3 separate regions of the Homo sapiens genome follow, and regions 2 and 3 are each linked to region 1. The links are chromatin contacts, found by Hi-C or POLR2A ChIA-PET in ENCODE. All regions are on one chromosome and are shown on one strand. The core of a region is the stretch at or near the end of the contact, and the rest is flanking DNA. Distances in the headings are between cores, read along the strand shown.

Region 1 (2,707 bases), core at 75-2,574:
TTGTTTTGTTTGAGACAGAGTCTCCCTCTGTCGCCAGGCTGGAGTGCAGTGGCGCCATCTCGGCTCGCTGCAACCTCCGCCTACCGGGTTCAAGCGATTCTCCTGCCTCAGCCTCCAGGCATGCGCCACCACGCCCAGCTAATTTTTGTATATTTAGTAAAGAAGGGGTTTCACCATGCGGGCCATGGTTGGCCAGACTGGTCTCGGTCTCTTGACCTTGTGATCTGCCCTCCTCGGCCTCCCAAAGTGCTGGGATTACAGGCGTGAGCCACCACACCCGGCCGAAAGCAGCTCTTTATCAGTGTAATCCATCCAAATTTCCCTCTTTCATTCTTTCGATGCCCCCAGAGGGAGTGGGAGTGCTACACAGGAGAGTCTGCGGACCAGGGCTGGGCTGCTGCCTGAAGGCTAAGATTCTGTGTGGTGGTAGAACAAGAAGTGTTGGGGGGCATGTAAATACAGGGACTGCCAGAGTGAAGGTTGCAGAACCGGGCTTGGAAGGATGATGAAGAAACTGGGCGACACTAAAGCGCCAGTTCAACAAGTATTGCGTATCTACGACGTGGTAGGCATTGTTTTGACACTAGAGATTCAGCAGTAATTCAACCAAAGTACCTGCTCTCATTGAGCTGAATTTCCGCGCGGGCACCTAGGTAACGCATATAAACACTCGTATCACATACATACACATGTACATGTCAGGTAGAAATGCTATTTATAAAACTGAAGCAGAGCATGGGAAGAGCGAATGAAGGTGGCTATTTGAGAAGACCCCCAAAAAAGCGAGACTGCAAAGCACTCGCGGTTGTTCCTTTTCTGATCTTCTAGCTACAGGCAGCGAGGTGCGCTCCCAGGAAGGCCCGCCCTCTTCCTCCTGATAGGGCGCAAGGTGCCAGGGACGCTCCCCCGCTCTTCCCCGCCCAGAGGCGGCCTTGTGGGGGCGGAGCTTTGTGCCCAGCAACATGAGCGCGGCGCGCAAAGAGCCGCGCGCGGAAGGGTCCCGGCATTCTCCTCGTTCTCACTAGGCGTGGAGAATTACTCCAGGCGGATCGTGGCATGATGGGAACTGTAGTTGACGACCGCCGCCCCGCGCCTGAGGGGCAGTAAAAGTCGCCAGGTCCGGCTCCATTTCTGGCACAAAACTTGCAGCACCGAGGGGTTGTGGAGAGCCCTTGCAGGGGAAGAGGGCAGGGTCATCCCGAGAACCAACGGGCACGTATAGCCCGGCGAACGCCCAAGCCGGTCACCGCCCCCGGTCACGTGTCGCCAGCCTCCGCGGCCGCGCGCCGCTCTCAGCACCGTTCCCGCCCCACCCGGCCCGGCAGTCGGCCCGCGCCTCCCCCGGCGCTACTGCCACCTCGCGCTCGGAGGCGTCACAGAACGTGCTCTTCTCTCCCCTCCCCCCTCCCGCTCTCCCCCTCCTCCCCCTCCCGCTCCAAGATTCGCCGCCGCCGCCGCCGCAGCCGCAGGAGTAGCCGCCGCCGGAGCCGCGCGCAGCCATGGCCGAGAACCCCAGCTTGGAGAACCACCGCATCAAGAGCTTCAAGAACAAGGGCCGCGATGTGGAAGTGAGTGTGCTTCCGCGGTCTGGGCCCGCCTGGCCGCGCCGGCCCGGCGACGCGGGGAGGGGCGGGGGGCCGGCGCCGGGCTGGTTCTCGTCGGCTTGTGGTCGGCCGGAGTTGGCCGCCGCCTCCCGTCACCGCGGCCCCGGGCTGGGCGGAGCGGGCGGCGAGACGCCGGCCGGGCTGCAGTCACCCCCCGGAGCTGCCGGCGCGGCGACCGGGAAATGCCGGCGTTTTCGGCCCCGTCACGCGGGCGCGGCCTGGTGTCGGCGAGGAGGGGATGTGGAGCTGAGGCGGGGTCCGCGGGCCAGGGCCGCCCGGATGAACGGGGATGCTGCCGCCCGGGCCCTCCGACCGCACAGCCGAGGGGGCGGCCGCTGCTTGCGCCCGCCACCGGTGCAACCTTCCGTCCGGTGCAGCCCCCTCTGCGCCTCCCGCGCGGCTCACATGGAGCCTCGGCTCTGCCGGTCCGGGCTCCTACCTTCTGCGAGCCGGGCCCAGGCGGGCGGTGGCGGCCCGCAGAGGGGGGTGGGGACCAGCCGGGTAACTGACTTGTTTGAGGGTGATCGATGGGGGAGGGTAGGATGCGCCAGGACCATTTTCTTATATTCCAGTGCTCGTCTTTGGACTAGTCGTGCCGAGCTGTTGCAGCTCATACTCCTGCAACTGCTGGCATTTGGAGCGAGCTGAAGGTGGACAATAGTTTGCCATCTATTGTGTTCAGGCTTCGGAAAAGAGGTTGCTCCGACCTCCGCTCATAGGACTTGTTTTCTTAGCCTTTCTTGGAGTGGGGTGTGCATAGGGTGATAATTTCTTTGACACGTTTTACTAAAATAAATTGGATACACAGGTTCATAATTCTCTTACATACCTCTTGCTCCAAGCTAGTAGAATTTCCAAGTGGTTGCAAAACTAAACATTCATCGCGGTCACTCAGTTAGTTGCTACTCAGCATGTTGCCATTGTCTCATTAAGGTGACATTAGCAGGTACTATTTGCAAACTCGGCTTATTGAGGCAGCGCTAGAGGTCTCTCTGCAGCTACTGAAAACAGTAAGTATAATGCACAAACTTCACTGGGACCGTGACCTTTGGATTTGTTAGGGGGAAAATGGTTTTAAGGCCGCAGCCTTCTTTGCTAATACT
Region 2 (2,707 bases), core at 133-2,632, 3.0 Mb after region 1:
GACTTTTGTGGATCTATTAACATTTTATTTATGCTGGGTAAAAGAAATTTTAGTTCTGCTTATTCTCACATTGTATTCACACAAGAACCCTTTAGTAAAGAACTTCACACTTACAGTTCTTTGGCTAGTCTGCACCTCACAGCAGTCCACTTATTAGGCAAATATATCATTTAATCAATTATTTCTCTTTGTTCAAACATCAGTTATAAAGAACTTGCAATTTAGGTATTTATTCTGTTTCAGTTTTGAAACTGAAGAAAATCCCCTTTTCAATGATTTATACTTAAAGATAGTAAAAAGAAAGTTTAAAACAATTTACTTCAATGCTTTCTCAAAATAAAAACATTATTTTGATGAAACATTATTTTCAGTCTAAGTTCCAATTGATCCACAGGTTCAGTCCACAGGTTAATTTAGTCCAAAGATCACTATGGCAAAATGGGCCTGAGCCACACAATAGATTCTGGCAGGTAATCTCTTGTGTGGCAGCTCATCCATACTTAAGTCAGCTCCCATAGCTACACAATTTGCAGGGCCCAATTCCAGACACAAACGTGGGGCCCTGGTTCAACACTTACTGAGAGAAAATGTAGCGTCCTTCTGTTCTGGGGGCCGGGTAATAGCACAGGTTGCAGGCCCATGAGGCCAGCCCCAACTATCAGATTGTGTATTTACAATGTCAGTCTAACCGTTGCTGAAAAATACTTAGCTCTGTTGTAATCAGATTTAATTTCTCAAGAGGCAAAGTACACTCAACAGTTTGCTTAAATCAGAGAGACCAAAAGGAAAGATTTGCTGTAAATTATCAACTAGCAAATCTTAGTCAGTTCAACTTAATTTTTATTGAGGGAAGAAGGGAGAAAACAGAAAACTGATGGAGTTCCCACTGCGTGTCGGCCACTGGAGATTTCAAAGGTTTCTTGTTTAACTCAAGCTACCAAGTAGGTGACGTGGATAGTCTTGGGACAGAGGAGTTGAGGGAGTTGAAATTAGGCCCTAGTTTCTACATAAGTGACACGGAAACCCTCTGCACGAGTTAAGCGAAGCTACATCTCAAGTTTATTAATGCCTCGGGTTCTTGCTGCTGGCTCTGGGAAGAGTCTGAGCACGCACAGCAGACTGATCCCCGACAAGGTGACAGGGACTAACCTAACGCCCTCCTCGTTGGTCCTAGTAACCACACAGAGCAGAAACGCGGGCGAAGGCAGGAGTTGGAGGGGGCGCCCACGCGGAGGCTGCCGGGAAGTGCAATGTGCAAAGGCGGCGGGGCCATGGAGACTGAACTGGAGAAGAGCGGGTTCTCGGAGTTAAAAGCGAGAGTGAGTGGGACCGGAGGGGCGGGGCATCATATGGGCGGGGCTGAGGCGAGGCCCCGGCGGCCATCTTGAGCCCCGCCTTTTACTTCGGCCCGCTTCTTCTGGTCACTCCGCCACCGTAGGTAAGACTGGGTTCGGGTAGAGGCCTGGACGTTGTCAGCCTTCCTGCGGCTGCGGCACGGCTAGGCGTGATCGGGGCGGACGCCGAGTCCTGCGGTGCAGGTATCCGCAGGCACGAGCGCAGAGACGGCGACCCTGGGCCTTGGGCGCCACCATCCATGACAGGAGGCCAAGGACCTTTTCCCGTGACCCGGAGCCTCGCCTCTAATCCCTTTTCCTTCTCTGAGCCTCCAACCTAGTGTAACCCGGGGCGAGCGCCCGTTTACCTACTGCCCGCTACATTTGTACAGCTTTTTCCTGTTCAGAAAGACTTTCCTAGACCCGCAGCCACCGCGCGAAAATGTGAAGTAGATGTGTACGCATTTTAAGGAGGGAGCTGGCCTCAACGCGTTACTAGCGGCCGCCGGCGCCTGGTTCGGGGGAGTGTGGACCTGCTGCTCTAGGCAGCGTCCGCGTCGGGGCACGAGCCAATGGCGCGGTCAGGAGCACTCACCTGATGGTGCCGAGGGGAGCACGTGTCTTTGGAGTTTGACAAAATCTGTTCGGGTCGTAAAATGCTCTCAGAGCGCTGTGGGGGACTGGAAGTCATTTCTGATGGGGTCATTAGGGAAATGGGATTGAGCGCACCTGGAAGGAGAGGGCATTCAGGTTGCAGGAAAAATAATAGCTCATGTTTGTGTGTGTGGTAGAAGCAGCATTTTAAGCACTACGTGAATTAACTCATTTAATTCCCAGAGCAACCCTATCAAATTGATATATATTACTGTATACCCATTTTGCAGATGGGCAAATGAGGCATAGATTAGCTTGCCCAGTGTCATGTAGTAATAAGTGGTGAAGTCAGGGTTTGAACCCGGAGGGTCTGGCCCCAAAACCTGCTCTGAAACCATTGTACCGTGGCATTGAGTAAAGCCACCCGATAGCAACATCCAGGCCATCCTAGAATTATGCATAGTTGAGTTTAACTAACAAAATAGGGAGTGAGACCAGAAAAATAATCTGGGACCAAATTATAGACCATATTTAGAGCCATGTGAAGGTGTTTGGCGTTTATAGATGCTATATTTTTTTTAAAAAATTTTCCCCAGAGTTTAATAGAAATCCTTACCTAGGCAAGCCATGTGAATTTTTATGAAGGAAAAGAGACCCAGCCTAGGCAGCATGGCAAAACCTCCTCTACAAAAAATTACCTGGGCATGGTGGTGCCACCTGTGGTCCCAACTACTCCAGAGGCTGAGGCGGGAGGATCACCTGAGCCCGGGGGCCGAGAT
Region 3 (2,707 bases), core at 71-2,570, 2.8 Mb before region 1:
TGGCAGTAATCCCAGCACTTTAGGAGGCCGAGGCAGGTGGATCACCTGAGGTCAGGAGTTCGAGGCCAGCCTGGTCAACATGGTGAAACCCCATCTCTACTAAAACCAAAAAAATTAGCCAGGCATTGTGGAGTGCACCTGTAATCCCAGCTACTCAGGAGGCTGAGGAAGGAGAATCGCTTCAACCTAGAAGGCGGAGGTTGCAGTAAGCCGAGATCACACCACTGCACTCCAGCCTGGGCAAAAAACAGCAAGACTCCATCTCAAAAAAAAAAAAAGTATCTTTTAACAATCTATTCAATCCTGTAATTAAAACTATTTCATGAATACATACTTTTCCCCTTCATAACTTTTTTTTTTATTTTGAGATAGGGTCTCACTCTGTTGCCCATGCTGGAGTGCACTGGCACAATCTCGGCTCACTGCATTGTCCACCTCCCGGGTTCAAGGGATTCTCCCACCTCAGCCTCCCGAGTAACTGCGATTACAGTCCCATGCCACCACACCCGGCTAATTTTTGTATTTTTGTGATAGACACAGGGTTTCACCATGTCGATCAGGTAGGTCTCAGCTCCTAACCTCAAGTGATCTGCCCACCTTGGCCTCCCAAAGTGCTGGGATTACAGGCATGAGCCACTGCTCCAGGCCCCTCGAGAATACTTTTAAATCATCTCTAGATTACTTGTAATACCTAATATAACAAATGCTACATAAGTAGTTGTTATACTGTATTTTTTAATTGGTATTTTTTTCTGTGTTTCTTAAAAAACGTTATCAGAAGTTATCTGTGGATGCAGAACCTACGCATACAGAGGGCCAAATGTATATTACTCCATTCCTATCAATGACATTATCCTTGTTAAGACGGTGTCTCAGAAGTGGTTGTGGTAAAAACAAATATCCTAGGAAAATCAATGTGGAAGAGGGTAAACATGGTAATGTCCAATCTTATTACAAGGCTAGGTCATTAAAAAGAAAATACAACTGGCCAGGCACGGTGGCGTGCCTGTAATCCCAGCACTTGGGGAGGCCGAGGAGGGTGGATCACAAAGTCAGGAGTTCAAGACCAGCCTGGCCAACATGGTGAAACCCCATCTCTACTAAAAATACAAAAATTTGCCAGGCATGGTGGCAGGCACCTGTAATCCCAGCTACTCGGGAGGCTGAGGCAGAGAACTGCTTGAACCCAGGAGGTGGAGATAGCAGTGAGCCAAGACCGCGCCACTGCACTCCAGCCTGGGTGACAGAGCGAGACTCCATCTCAAAAACAAAACAAAACAAAACAAAATACAACTTCCTCTTGGCTCACTTTCTCTTGAGACACCCACCCTGGAACCCAGCCACCATGCGGTGAGAAAGCCCAGGCCACAAAGAAAGCCACATGTAGGTGTTTCTGCTAACACCCTCAGCTAAGGTCTCAGCTGACAGCTGGCATCAACTGCCAGACCTATGAGTGGGCAAACTTCAGATGATTCCAGCCTCAGATTTCTAAGTCTTCCAACTGAGGACCCAGACATCATAGAGCACAGACTGGCCTTCCCCGCTGTGTTCCAGCCAAACTGCTAACCCACAGAATCTGTGAGCATAATGAGTGAATGTTTTATGCCACTAAGTTTGGGAGGTAGTGTAACTATGGTAACCATATCAATGGGGATTTAATATATAATACAAAGAAAGAAAAGCAGGCTATGCATGAAGCTATGATGACAGTGCCTCATGAAGCAAAGATCATGACTCATCTAATCCCATGCATCCTGGAAGTCCTTGAAAAGCGGGGAGGGGAGGCAAAAATCATTAAAAGACACCTTTTAAAAACTCAAAACAGATGCACCTTGTTCACCAGTCTTTTGATGTAGGACCAAAGCCTCTTTTTTAAACACAGGACCACTGATAAAAGGTTCTAAGGCATATATTTTACATACATCACACCCATCCTGCAATATTTTCAATTTTGGTTTAAGTGGAAAAGTGGAGCAAGAATGTGAGATAGCTTACAAAGCAATCTAAGGGTATGATGCTCCTGCGTATGTATATTTGTCTCACTCATGCCTAATTGGAAAGAAATTGTTTACGTGACCTTTACTGACTCTTTCCAAAGCATTCAACTCACTTTACCATTTCTGTAATAGTTAATTAAATTAAAATAAAGGGCATGAGGGGTCATAAACAGGTCTGGTAGCCTTAAAAATGCCATTCTTGATATGTATTTATATGTTTGTGTTATTTACTTCCACATACTTATATGTAACTGTTTTGTTTCTAAAGAGTAGGACGAGGAGGAAGTACCTATTATGGGTACTGATTGTCTGAATTAGCTTACTCTACCACCCAATTATACTTTCCAGAGGTATTTTTGATACCATGTAGAAACCAAGAAGTTCCATTAAAATGTTAAATCATTCTGGAAAACAGAAGCCTATATTATCTGTTTGTTCTGATAAGGGAAGTCAGTGATGGGTATCCTAAAGCCACACACCTTACTACTTGAATTAATGACATCCCTGAAATACATCATTATGTATCATTAAAAAAAAAAACTGCCATTTAACCTACAACACAATGCCAAGATATTACTGATTGCACTTAGAATTAAATACTCTTTTGACAAGCACAAGTAATTACAATGCTCTGAGGAAGCCAGGAAAGCTGAAAGCACGGATAGTTATTGGTCACAGGAAGTCATACAGAGCAGTTGTAATCAACGTGC

What was found. Hi-C counts contacts between places; a loop is a spot of excess contacts on that map. ChIA-PET counts read pairs that join two places held with the same protein, here RNA polymerase II (POLR2A). Pooled maps may share reads with other maps.
Region 2: a loop to region 1 is called in a map of CD8-positive, alpha-beta T cell, with 7 times the contacts of the local background. The contact joins the promoter of ESD here to the promoter of KPNA3 in region 1. A Hi-C loop is called at or near these places in 3 of 168 maps with a recorded cell type or tissue (CD8-positive, alpha-beta T cell, ascending aorta and naive thymus-derived CD4-positive, alpha-beta T cell), 1 of 37 single-sample maps with no recorded cell type and 9 of 50 pooled maps.
Region 3: a pooled map shows a loop between it and region 1 (7-fold over the local background). The contact joins the enhancer-like site here to the promoter of KPNA3 in region 1. A Hi-C loop is called at or near these places in 1 of 168 maps with a recorded cell type or tissue (naive thymus-derived CD4-positive, alpha-beta T cell) and 7 of 50 pooled maps. POLR2A ChIA-PET finds 5 or more read pairs at or near these places in 1 of 52 experiments (OCI-LY7).

What each region holds. Positions count from the first base shown.
Region 1 is chr13:49,791,299-49,794,005 of GRCh38, reverse strand. It overlaps KPNA3 (karyopherin subunit alpha 3), which reads left to right and starts at 1,324. Exons shown (of 17, transcript NM_002267.4): 1 at 1,324-1,568. The coding sequence starts at 1,500. RefSeq lists enhancers at 1,029-1,158, 962-1,623, 1,624-2,285, 2,290-2,707 and silencers at 1,229-1,478, 1,599-2,168.
Region 2 is chr13:46,795,836-46,798,542 of GRCh38, reverse strand. ESD (esterase D) reads left to right here and starts at 1,382. Exons shown (of 10, transcript NM_001984.2): 1 at 1,382-1,438. RefSeq lists enhancers at 1,465-1,514, 1,646-2,247 and a silencer at 1,825-1,874.
Region 3 is chr13:52,622,689-52,625,395 of GRCh38, reverse strand. It overlaps a transcript of HNRNPA1L2 not described here. Among named protein-coding and RNA genes, the nearest start is that of HNRNPA1L2, 18 kb to the left of the region's middle. Within about 2 kb of position 1,320, at least 3 of the 41 ENCODE cell types and tissues checked have a DNase peak (open chromatin) inside an H3K27ac peak, as active enhancers do.